2 separate regions of the Homo sapiens genome follow, and region 1 is linked to region 2. A link is a loop called in an ENCODE intact Hi-C map of the cell type or tissue named here. Cell type or tissue: CD4-positive, alpha-beta T cell. All regions are shown on one strand. Each heading gives the region's core, and the rest is flanking DNA. Links, peaks and the distances in the headings are about the cores only. Region 1 has its middle 7.0 kb from the start of PECAM1. Region 2 overlaps PECAM1 (platelet and endothelial cell adhesion molecule 1).

Evidence for each region. Peaks named below come from ENCODE experiments on the same cell type or tissue, not always from the same donor. Only the 100,000 strongest peaks of a DNase experiment are listed, where the experiment ranks them.
Region 1: a loop joins it to region 2, with 3 times the contacts of the local background. A loop is called at or near these places in 17 of 110 quality-filtered maps.

The regions. Positions count from the first base shown.
Region 1 is chr17:64,394,698-64,400,949 of GRCh38, reverse strand. No RefSeq gene overlaps it. Among named protein-coding and RNA genes, the nearest start is that of PECAM1, 7.0 kb to the right of the region's middle. In CD4-positive, alpha-beta T cell, for the core only: no CTCF peak of the experiment used is centred there; no DNase peak of the experiment used is centred there; H3K4me3 peaks cover 2,414 bases.
Region 2 is chr17:64,345,583-64,351,834 of GRCh38, reverse strand. It overlaps PECAM1 (platelet and endothelial cell adhesion molecule 1), which reads left to right. Exons shown (of 16, transcript NM_000442.5): 12 at 1,402-1,455; 13 at 3,513-3,575. Among named protein-coding and RNA genes, the nearest start is that of PECAM1, 42 kb to the left of the region's middle. In CD4-positive, alpha-beta T cell, for the core only: no CTCF peak of the experiment used is centred there; DNase peaks (open chromatin) are centred at 1,684 and 3,524; H3K27ac peaks cover 907 bases.

The DNA of each region.
Region 1 (6,252 bases), core at 852-5,851, 49 kb before region 2:
AGCCCTATAAACATTTGTGTGCATGTTTTTGTGTGGACGTGTTTTCAGCTCTCTTGACTATATCCCCAAGGGTTGAATTGCTGCTGGATCACATGGTAACTCTATTTTTAATTTTGGGGAACCACCAACTGTTTTCAAAGTGGCTGTATCATTTTACAATGCCATAGTAGCATATGGGCATTCCTGTTTCTCTACATCCTCATCAATATTTGTTGTCTGTCTTTTTGGTTATAGTTATCCTAGTGGGTATGAAGTGGTATCTCATTGTAGTTTCGATTTGCAATTCCCTAATGACTAATGATGTTGAGCATCTTTTCATGTGCTTGGGGTCATTTTTTTTTTTTATCTTCTTAGGAGAAATAATCTGCTCAAATCCTTTTTTTTTTTTTTTTTTTTTAAGATGGAGTCTCATTCACTCTATTGCCCAGGCTGGAGTGCAGTGACATGATCTCAGCTCACTGCAACCTCTGCCTCCTGGGAACAAGCGATTCTCCTGCCTCAGCCTCCTGAGCTCCTGAGTATCTGGGATTATAGGCATGTGCCACCGCCCGGCTAATTTTTTGCATTTTTAGCTGAGATGGGGTTTCACCATATTGGCCAGGCTGGTCTTGGAACTCCTGACCTTGAGTGATCCTCCTGCCTCAGGCTCCCCAAGTGCTGGGATTACAGGCGTGAGCCACCACGCCCTGCCCCTTTGCCAATTCTTTAAAATGGTTGTGTTTTTGTTGTTGAGTTGTAACAGTTCTTTATATATTCAAGATCCTAGACCCTTATCAGATATATTATTTCCAAATATTTTCTCCCATTCTGTGAATTACCTTTCACTTTCCTAATGCTATCCTTTGCAATAAAAACATTTTTAATTTTAATACAGTCTAGTTTATCTGTTTTTGTTATTTTGTTGCTTGTGCTTTTGTGGTTTTGAGAACAGAATGCACAAACACCTGTTTTGGCTTCAGTGCCTGGGACATGGTGGTGCTCTTCCCAGGCCAGCGGCCAGGCCACTCAGGGTGGAAGACAGTAGGTCCCTTAACCCCTTGGGCTGTTGTGTGCCTGATCTGTTGTCAGGCCCTTCTTCATTAGGTTTAGAAGATACAGTCATCAGAAGAATAAAACCACTGTCTAGGTAAAAGAAATTTTTAAATATATAATATGAATATCTTCTTATTTATACCAGTACAGTTTCAAAATGTAATTTTTTTTTTTTTGTGGAGGAAGAGGTCTACAAAGGCAAAAATGCCTATGGTTATGAGTCATAATACAACCATGTCAGCCAGGTGCGGTGGCTCATGCCTATAATCCCAGCACTTTGGGAGGCCGAGGCGTGCAAATCGCTTGAGCTCAGGAGTTCAAGACCAGCCTGGGCAATGTGACGAGACCCCATCTCTACAAAAATTACCAAAATTAGCCGGATGTGGTGGTGCATGCCTACAGTCCCAGCTACTCGAGAGGCTGAGGTGGGAGGATGGCTTGAACCTGAGAGGCGGAGGTTGCAGTGAGCTGTGATCACACCGCTGCACTCCAGCATGTGCAACAGAACAAGAACCTGTCTCAAAAAAAACCCCAAAAAATCCCAAAAACAAAACAACCATGTCCCTTGTAACTGGAGGGGGCCTCCTGCAGGGGATGGAATAGCACAGACTCCTCCACAATGTCCCTGCCTGCCTCCCTTTTGCCCAGCTGCCCAACTTTGTGAGGGGCCAGACTGGGGTGGTGAGGGCAGCATATGGTGGGTGTGGAAGAAAAGGCACTGAGCGCTGCCCCTTGGGTTCACTAAGTCAGCTGAGCTCCAGAGCAGCGATTCAGATGTGGCAGGCCCAGCCAAACCAGATCAACAACTGTTGTTATTATTGTTCAATCATAACTATTGTTTTTTTTAAACTTTTTAATTAATTATTATTACTTTTTGAGACAAGGTCTTGCCCTGTTGCCCAGGTTAGAGTACAGTGGTGTGATCGTGGCTCACTGCAGCCTCAAACTCCTGGGCTTAAGCGTTGCTCCCACCTCAGCTTCACGAGTAGTTGGGACCACAGGCATGCACCACCGTATGCAGCTATTTTTTATATTTTTTTGTTGTTACTATGTTCTTACTGTGCTCTGCTGGTTAAATGTGCTTTCAAAGGCTAGCTCTTGTTTGATCTTCCTAACAAGCCTATTCAATGGGTAGATGGGCACATTATTCCCATTATATAGGTGAGGAACATGAGCCTCAGAGCATTTAAGCTATTAAGCTGCAGAGAACAGACAGGGAACCCAGGCTTCTGATTTACGCATTAGTGCACGTTCACTCCCAGGCTGGGGTGTGTCCCAAACCCAGTGGATGGGGGCTGTTGAGTCTGGCTCATCAACTCTCCAAGACTAATGAGATCTGAGGCTACAGGTGGGGGAAATGGAACGGCCGGTGAATCTCATTTCCAATCACCATTGTCATGAAATAGGTGGTTGGCCTGCTGTGCCCTCCGACATGTCTGTTGCCCACCTGCCTCCGCCTTCCTCCCCCCACTCCACCTCCAGTTGCTCAGAAAAACCACTTCCTGAAGTTTATTCCAGCAGACAGCTTTTTCTGTGCAGTTAACGAGTCGCTATGTTTCGGATCTGCGTTACTTCCCCGGTATTTGAAGGCAGGAGCACTGCAGGTAGGAATAACTGTGTGTCTGTCCTCCTTCAATTCTGCTTGGCTGAGAAGAAGCGAACAACACCATGGGAGAAACAGGGTCCTGGGTGAGTTTGTTAAGCCTGGTGGGAACTCCTGGGGTCCCTTGGTTATGTAGGAGTCAGTCTCTTGATCAGTTACCAAGAAGCCAAAGCCGTGTGGGAACCTTTGCCTCAACCCAATCAAGGAATCCACCAAGGTCAAGGGGAAGAAGTGAGGAGAAAGGAGAGGCCCACAAACGAATAAAAACCCATTCAATTTACTATATTGAAAAAGGCCAGGCCAGGCATAGTGGCTCATGCCTATAATCCCAGCACTTTGGGAGGCTGAGGCTGGAGGATCTTCTGAGACAAGAAGCTGGATTCCAGCCTGGGCAAGACCCTGTCTCTACAAAAAGTAAAAAATTAGCTGTGCGTGGTGGTGCACACCTGTAGTCCCAGCTACTTGGGAGGCTGAGGTGGGAGGATTGCTTGAGCTCAGGAGTTTGAGGCTGCCGTGAGCCATGATTGTGCCACTGCACTCCAGCCTAGGAGACAGAGTGAGACCCTGTCTCAAAAAAAAGATGTTGGCTGGGTGCGGTGGTTCATGCCTGTAATCTCAGCAGTTTGGGAGGTTGAGGTGGGCGGATTGCTTATGGTCAGGAGTTTGAGACCAGCCTGGCCAACATGGTGACATCCCATCTCTACTAAAAATACAAAAATTAGCTGGGCATGGTGGTGCACACCTGTGATCCCAGCTACTCGGGAGGCTGAGGCAGGAGAGTTGCTTGAACCCAGGAGGCAGAGGTTGCAGCAAGCCAAGATTGCGGCACTGCACTCCAGCCTGGGCCACAGAGCAAGACCCTGTCTCAAAAAAAAAAAAAAAAAAAAAAAAGGCCAGGCGCGGTGGCTCACGCCTGTAATCCCAGCACTTTGGGAGGCCGAGGCGGGCGGATCACGAGGTCAGGAGATCGAGACCATCCTGGCTAACACGGTGAAACCCTGTCTCTACTAAAAATACAAAAAATTAGCCAGGCGTGGTGGCAGGTGCCTGTAATCCCAGCTACTCCAGAGGCTGAGGCAGAGAATTGCTTGAACCTGGGAGGTGGAGGTTGCAGTGAGCCGAGATTGTGCCACTGTGCTCCAGCCTGGGCAACAGAGAGAGACTCTGTCTCAAAAAAAAAAAAAAAAGAAAAAGAAAAAAGACACACCAAAGATAATGATAATAATAATAAAAGGTACATACTGTATGAATCTTTACAAAATTCCAGAACATGGAAACTAATCAGAAAGCAGATCAATCTTTGCAGTGGGGAGGGTGCAGAGGGCAAGGGAGACGAGGGGCATAGGAACCTTTTGGGGGTGGTGGATGTGTCTGCTTCCTTGATTGTGGAGGTTGTTTCATCAGTATACACATGTCAACACTTTTCTGAGTGTATACTTTAAACACAGCTTATTTTATGTCAATTATATAATACTTCATAAAGCTGAACAGAAATTCAATTTCTTAATTAAAATTTTAAAGGTAATACTGCCGGGCACGGTGGCTCCCGCCTGTAATCCCAGCAGTTTGGGAGACCAAGGTGGGTGGGTGGATCACCCGAGGTCAGGAGTTCAAGACCAGTCTGGCCAACACGGTGAAACCCCATCTCTACTAAAAATACGAAAATTAGCTGGGCATGGTGGCACATGCCTGTAGTCCCAGCTACTCAGGAGGCTGAGGCAGGAGAATCACTTGAACCCTGGAGGTGGAGGTTGCAGTGAGCTGAGATAGTGCCACTGCACAACAGCCTGGGCAACAGCGCAAGACTCCATCTCAAAAAAAAAAGAAAAAAGTGAAAGGGTAATACAGTCACATGATTTAAATAACAAAAGTACAGAAAGCTTTACAAAGAAAAGTCCCCAACTGCTCAGTTTCTGCCACCCACCCCTCTGCCACAGATAATAAGAATCCTTTGCATCCTTACTGACTTTCTACAAGTTAATGTTTACCCTCCCCTACTGATTGTAAAGTATTCTAGTCTACTGTAAATAGCAAGTCAAACAAACGTTAATAACCTTAGAGTGTGAGGTAAACCCTGGACAGGCATGCAGTACTCATTTTTGCCTATTTCCAATTTCAGATACTTTTTCTTACATTATGGAAACTATCTGTTCATATTCTTTGCCCATTTTTCTATTGGATTGTTGGTCTTTTCTTTTTCTTCTTCTCTTTTATTTTCTTTCTTTTAATCAGGCAGCCTCCCAAGCCAGAGTAGCTTAGACAGACTCCCGAACTTTTTCTTCTTAATTTATGAGTGTTCTTCACACACTAGGGAAGTTAGCTCTTTGTCCGTGATGTGAGTTGCAAACATTTTTTCCAGTTAGTAGTTTTTCTCTTGACTAATTTTTTTTTTTTTTTTTTTGGCAAAACAGAACTTTTTTTTCATAAAGTACAATTTATCAATCAATTTTATGGCTTCTGGATTTTAAGTTTTAGTTAAACCAGCCTCTGCCATTCAAGGTTGTAAGGACTTCTTTTCTTCTTTTGTATTTTCTTCTAGAACTTTTTTTTTTTTTTTTTTTTGCGAGACAGAGTCTTGCTCTGTTGCCCAGGCTGAAGTGCAGTGGCATGATCTTGGCTCATTGCAACCTCTGCCTCCCAGGTTCAAGTGATTCTCCTGCCTCAGCTTCCCAAGTAGCTGGGACTACAGGCATGTGCCACCACGCCTAGCTAATTTTTGTATTTTTTAGTAGAGACAGGGTTTCACTATATGTGGGCCAGGCTGGCCTTGAACCCCTGACCTCAGATGATCTGCCCACCTCGGCCTCCCAAAGTGCTGGGATTACAAGCATGAGCCACTGTGCCTGGCCCCTTCTAGGACTCTTATGGGTTTATTTGTACATTCATATCACTGGTCCATTTGGAATGTATTCTGGTACACAGTGTGAATTATGGGATACAATTTTTCAATTTTCTAAAAAAAACATTTATTTTTGAAATAAAGCTTTATTTTATCATGGTATCCTGAAAATATTAGAATCATTTATGAAGCAATTGCCACATTTTAGAAATTTACTTTGGAACTTGAGGGCACGGGGTCTGGGGTCTTGGCATTTATCACTATCATTTGAATTGTTGCTCTGCAAAAGGTGCTTACTCTGCAGTGTCTAAAAATTACCATTGAAGCCAAAATTTATTTTATTAATCATGGTGTTTCCTTTTCTGTTCCCACATCAAAATTTGGTAGATGGGTGAGGGTAATTTCCAGTAGGTTGCCAAAGAAGATAGCTTATAGTGGGGAATGGCGAGCACAAAACAACAGCAAATAACGCAATGGAAAACATTCCTTTAGAAATAAATGGGTAAAGTGTGTATTGCTGTTCAAGGCTCTTATCAAAACTTCCACTGAACCATAGGTCAGAGAGAGGAATTGTTTTCTAGCTGGAAGCCATTACTTCTTGGTTCTTGCCCTGAGGTAGAGGAATCTGGTTTTGACTGTGGCCAGTTTGTATCTGTCTTAGCTTTACCATGGGGAAGTCCTAGAGGGTGGCATTTCAGAAACAATATGGCACCCTCAAGGCAGTGATCATCTGATTCAGACAATACAGTAGTTTGTCTTCATCCATCTAGACAATCAT
Region 2 (6,252 bases), core at 799-5,798:
GAAAATTGCTCAAGCATTTCAGCAGGGATGCTACTTACTTCCCAGAGGGGGCTATAATTACATCACAAAAAGTCCTGTCCCAGACCAAATTTGGAACACTCTTCCTCTTTTCTTTCTTTCTTTTTTTTTTAGACAGGGTCTTCCCAGGCTGGAGTGCAGTGGTGCAATCTCAGCTCACTGCAGCCTCTACCTCCCAGGCTCAGGTGATCCTCCCATCTCAGCCTCCTGAGTAGCTGGGATCACAGGCATGTGCCACCATGCCCAGCTAATTTTTATTTTTTGTAGAGATGGCACTCTACCAATGCTGGTTTCAGACTCCTGGGCTTAAGAAATCCTTCTGCCTTGGCCTCCCAAAGTGCTGGGATTACAGGTGTGAGCCCCTGAGCCCAGCCACTTTTCTTGCTTTATCAGCAGGTTTGGTCATAGAATGCTCATGTTCTTTTCTAATTCTATAAATGTCTCACAAAATAAGAAATTTTTAGGATATACTTTTTACAGAGACATATTTTGCTTGAGAAATATGTTTTAAGAATTGAGTAATTCATATAGTACTGAATCATAAACTTTAAAAAAGGAAAATAAAATATTTGTAGTAATAAAAGTAATGTGTCAGTAAATAGAAACGAGCAAATATATTGTTTAAGAAACTATATTCTAGGCTGGGCGCGGTGGCTCACGCCTGTAATCTCAACACTTTGGGAGGCCGAGGTAGGTGGATCACTTGAGGTCAGCAGTTCAAAACCACCCTGGCCAACATGGTGTAACCCTGTTTCTACTAAAAATACAAAAAATTAGCTGGGCATGGTGGTACATGTTTATAATCCCAGCTACTCAGCAGGCTGAGGCAGGAGAATCCCTTGAACCTGGGAGGTGGAGGTTGCAGTGACCTGAGATCTCAACATTGCACTCCAGCCTGAGCAACAAGAGCGAAACTCCATCTCAAAAAAGAAAGAAAGAAAGAAACTATATTCAGGCCAGGCATGGTAGTTCATGCCTATAATCCCAGCTCTTTGGGAGGCTGAGGTGGGAGGATCACTTGAGGCCAGGAGTTGGAGACCAGCCTGTGCAACAAAGCGAGACTAGGAGAATCGCTGGAATCTGGGAGGAGGAGGCTGCAGTGAGCCGGGATCGCACCACTGCACTCCAGCCTGGGTGACAGAGCAAGACATTGCCTCAAAAAAAAAAAAAAAAGAAAGAAAGAAAAAAAGAAAAAGACTACACAGCAGGTCAAATGGAGCCCACAGGAGGGCCAACGAGGGGACCCAGGACCCAGAGACAGTGCTGGTTGTCACTACACTGAATAAATCAGGCTTGACTTTGTTAGGGGTACTGAATTTTTAAAAGGTTTTAGAAAACTAGAATTTCCCTTGTCACTCACCCTAATTGTTATTTTTCAACTAGGTCACAATGACGATGTCAGAAACCATGCAATGAAACCAATAAATGATAATAAAGGTAATTATCTAATTACATGTTTTTATTAGAACCAACTTTTACATTAAAAAAAAGACTCATAGGAAAAGAAAACTAAAACTTGAAGGACTGTGGATAATTTCCCACCTCTCTTAATGACCCTGTACCCAGCCGATGTGTCAATGAAGGTAGCTAGCTGCTTTCACCAGAGATGCTATCTAGTGTCCTCAGTGGGAAAGTCACCTAAATCAAAGTAGGGAAGAACTGGGTTATACTCAAAAAACAACTTCCTGACTCATAATGAGCTACTGGGTAAGGCAGTGGGACCTCTTTTTTCTTGAGCATTGAGGTGGTGATTTTTAAAGACAATGGACAATAAATTGCTCTCTTCTGCCTGAAGCACTGAGGGATTGGACTAAATCATTTTTCAAAATTCCTTTCGCTCTGGGCTGCTGCCATGGGAGCTAAGGCTCCTAACAAAGAGAAAGGATTCTGTTAAGGTCTCTTCCTTTCTTTCTTTTTTTTGTTTTTTTCTTGAGACAAGAGTCTCGCTCTGTCAGCCAGGCTGGAGTGCAGTGGTGCGATCTCGGCTCACTGCAACCTCCACCTCCCGGGTTCAAGCAATTCTCCTGCCTCAGCCTCCCAAGTAACTGGGACTACAGGCGCCTGCCACCACGCCCGGCTAATTTTTGTATTTTTACTAGAGACAGGGTTTCACTGTGTTGGCCAGGCTGGTCTCAAACTCCTGACCTTGTTATCTGCCCACCTTGGCCTCCCAAAATGCTAGAATTACAGGCGCGAGCCACTGCGCCTGGCTCTTTTTTTTTTTTTTTTGATACAGAGTCTTACTCTGTCACCCAAGCTGGAGTACGGTGGCACAATCTTGGCTCACTGCAGCCTCCGCCTCTCGGGTTCAAGCCATTCTCGTGCCTCAGCCTCCCAAGTAGCTGGGATTACAGGTGTGTGCCACCATGCCCAGCTAATTTTTGTATTTTTAGTATTGGTGGATTTTTACCATGTTGGCCAGACTGATCTCGAACTCCTGACCTCAGGTGATCTGCCCGCCTCAGCCTCCCGAAGTGCTGGGATTACAGGCATGAGCCACCACACCCAGCCTGAAATGTATCTTTGACTGCAGAATCATTGTTTTGGTAGCTGATGAGAATCCCTATTCTTTAGGGCTTTAAAAACAAAACAGTAATGTTATTTTTGACTTGAAGACAAACTACTTTTCTAGCTTTCACCTTAGTACCCTGAGTGATTTCATTCACGTGTATGCCTCACACTCTCCAAGTATTTTTAGGGTAGTGACCCCTGTTCCCCATTTCCCGAAATCCTCTCAGTCTTGGAGGTAGCTTTGTTTGCCTGTGGCTGTGGAGAAGGCTTCCAGCATCTTGAGTGAGACTGAATTGGGAGAACTGCTGGGGCTGATACTGGGCTGTTTTCTGTCTCTACTGACCTGTTCCAAGTCCCCCCACTGTAGAAACAGGGACCTAGGCCAGAGGGTCCCTCCACATCCTGGTAACAGAGGAGTCAGGGAGGAAACCATGGGCCCCGAGGCCCTGTATCTGCCTCTGGGACCAGTGCGGGGTTCGTACTCCCTTCCTCATCCCGAATGGAATTAAGCCTGTGTCTGGCTGCCCCCTCAAAATACAGAATACTTTAATAACCTGAATGAAAATCTAGCCGGGGGCAGTGGCTTATGCCTGTAATCCCAGCACTTTGGGAGGCTGAGGTGGGCGGATCGCTTGAGGTCAGGAGTTCAAAACCAGCCTGGCCAATATGGTGAAACCCTGTCTCTACTAAAAATACAAAAATTAACCCCGTCTCTACTAAAAATACAAAAATTAGCTGGGCATGGTGGTGCACACCTGTAATCCCAGCTACTCAGGAGGCTTAGGCAGGAGAATCACTTGAACCCGGGAGGTGGAGGTTGCAGTGAGCTGAGATCACACCACTGCACTCCAGCCTGGGTGAAAGAGTGAGACTCTGTCTCAAAAAAAAAAAAAAAAAAGAAAAGAAAGTCTCTACTTCTATGATCTGAGGTGCCCACAAGAGATTCCACCTAAACAACAAGCTGCTGTGGTTTCTTTGAGCAGAGCCTCTGAACTCAGACGTGCAGTACACGGAAGTTCAAGTGTCCTCAGCTGAGTCTCACAAAGGTAAGTGCCACTCGAGTGAGTCCCCAGGCATTGCCTTTGGCTTGGGTTTAAACCCCAGTGGTGGCGGGGGTGCTGTGTTCAGTGAGAAGAGTCTGTGCACCCTCAGTCGCTCCAAAGGAAGTGATTAGCAGACCTACCGGCCTGCTAAGACTGGAAGGAGCAAAGGCCCCTGGCCCTGGCCCTGTCTCTGAGCTGTAAAATTTCAATAATTTAAAAGAAAAAAAGAAAAGGCCAGGCACTGTGGCTCACACCTGTAATCCTAGCACTTTGGGAGGCCAAGGCGGGTGGATCACCTGAGATCAGGAGTTCGAGACCAGCCTGACCAACATGATAAAACCCCATCTCTACTAAAAATACAAAAATTAGCCGGCTCTGGTGGCGCACACCTGTAATCCCAGCTACTCAGGAGGCTGAGGCAGGAGAATCACTTGAACCCGGAAGGCAGAGGTGGCAGTGAGCTGAGATTGCGCCACTGCATTCCAGCCTGGGTGACAGAGTGAGACTCCATCTCAAAAAATATATATATATATATAAAATATATAATATATATAATATATAAATATAAATACATATATAATATATATGTTTTCTTTGTGTATAATATATATTTTATAATATTTTATATATTTTTATTTTTTATTTTTATATATTTTATATATAATATTTTTATATTTATATTATTTATATATTTTTTATTTTATATATATATATATATTTTTTTTTTCTTTGTTGAGACGGAGTCTCACTCTGTGCCCAGGCTGGAGTGCAGTTGCGAGATCTCAGCTCACTGCAACCTCTGCCTCCGGGTTAAAGCGATTCTCCTGCCTCAGCCTCCCGAGTAGCTGGGATTACAGGCATGCACCGCCACAGCCGGCTAATTTATTTATTTTTTTTTTGTATTTTTAGTAGAGATGGGATTTCACCATGTTGGCCAGCGTGAACTCGAACTTCTGACTTCAAAAGATCCACCCCCCTCAGCCTCCCAAAGTGCTGGGATTACAGGTGTGAGCCACCACACTCGGCCTCAATAATTTTAAAAATTAATTAAAGAAAAATAGAGACAGGGTTTCGCCATGTTGCCCTGGCTGGTCTCAAATTCCCGGGCTCAAGCAATCTGCCCACTTTTGTCTCCCAAAGTGCTGGGATTACAGGCGAAGCCACCACACCTGGCCATTTTTGATAATTATTAGTTATGATACTACTAATAATAGGTAAGATTTATTGAGCACTTACTAAGTGCCAGGGAATTAGGAAGTACTGAGCAATTTGTCCCTTCCAGAGGTAGACCCCCTGCCAAACCCAGTGTGTTCCTAAAGTTGCTTGTGCAGACTGAATGTGTGTCAATCAAATGCATGTTTCAAGATATCGAGTGCTTTGCCATTTAGAGGGACACTTAGGTAAAGGCTTTTGAAAGCACAAGATCCCTGTCCGTGTGAGCAGTGGCACTGATTTTACACCTTGGGTTTTGTTTTTGTGTATGTGGTTCTCTCAAGGGCAGGCTGGCCTGGAAGTCCCTGTCTCTGGTTCTATGCTGGGGAAATGGATGCAGAGTGGGCTGCTCCATAGAAAATGCTAGAACATCAATCTCGTTTGTTTTGGGCACCATAAAAAACATGCATCTCCTGGCCAGGCACGGTGGCTCACACTTGTAAACCTAGTACTTTGGGAGGCCAAGGCAGGTGGATCACTTGAGGCCAGGAGTTCGAGACCAGCCTGGCCAACATGGTGAAACCCTGTCTCTACTAAAAATACAAAAATTAGCTGGGCGTGGTGGCGCATGCCTGTAATCCATCTACTGGGGAGGCTGAGGCAGAAGAATCGCTTGAACCCGGGAGGCAGAGGTTGCAGTGAGCCAGGATCAAGCCACTGCTCTCCAGCCTGGGTGGCAGAGCAAGACTCCGTCTAAAAAAAAATTAAAAATGCATCTCCTAACTGTCCTCCTCCTTTGCGAACCCAGATTGGGCAGTACACAGTCCCCGGGGGTCACTGCACACTCCTGCATGCTCAAAGGAAACAGTGGCTCCTGCACGCTCAAAGGAAGCAGTCTCAGAACCTTCCTGCCCAGCTGGGAAGCTCCCTGGGATCATTGCCATCTGTCTCCCTTCCTCTGAGGCTAACCCCAGGCTGCATCCACCTAGCCAGGCAGGCCTGGGGTAGTTTTCCTGACTGTGCAGGCTGAATGCGTGCAGTTTTCCAGGCCGTGCCAGCCACTAGCCAGACCACATGGCAATGGGGTCCTGAAATCACCCCTTGCTCCATGATCTGGGAGGAGTCTTGGACTTCTCCTTGTCTTCTCTTTTTGAGCCTGGGCTGAGTGTCAGCAGCTGTATGCACAGAACTTTCCTTACAGGGATGCCCCGTAGAGCCGCTGGGCTGTGTGCTGCACCACTGGGGCACATTCCCATAGCCTACCAACAGAATGGCCCCCGGGGGTTGTGTACTGCCCAATCTGCACAACTCACTTCCAAGTCTAGACTGGACCTGAGAGGGGTGGGGAACGCGGCAGGCCTGAAGCTCTCTTCCTCATTTTTTTTTTTTTTTTTTTTTTATGACAGTCTTGCTCTTGTTGCCCAGGCTGGAATGCAATGGCACAGTTTCGGCACACTGCTTCCTCTGCTTCCCGGGTTCAAGCTATTCTCCTGCCTCAGCCTCCTGAGTAGCTGGGGTTACAGGCGCC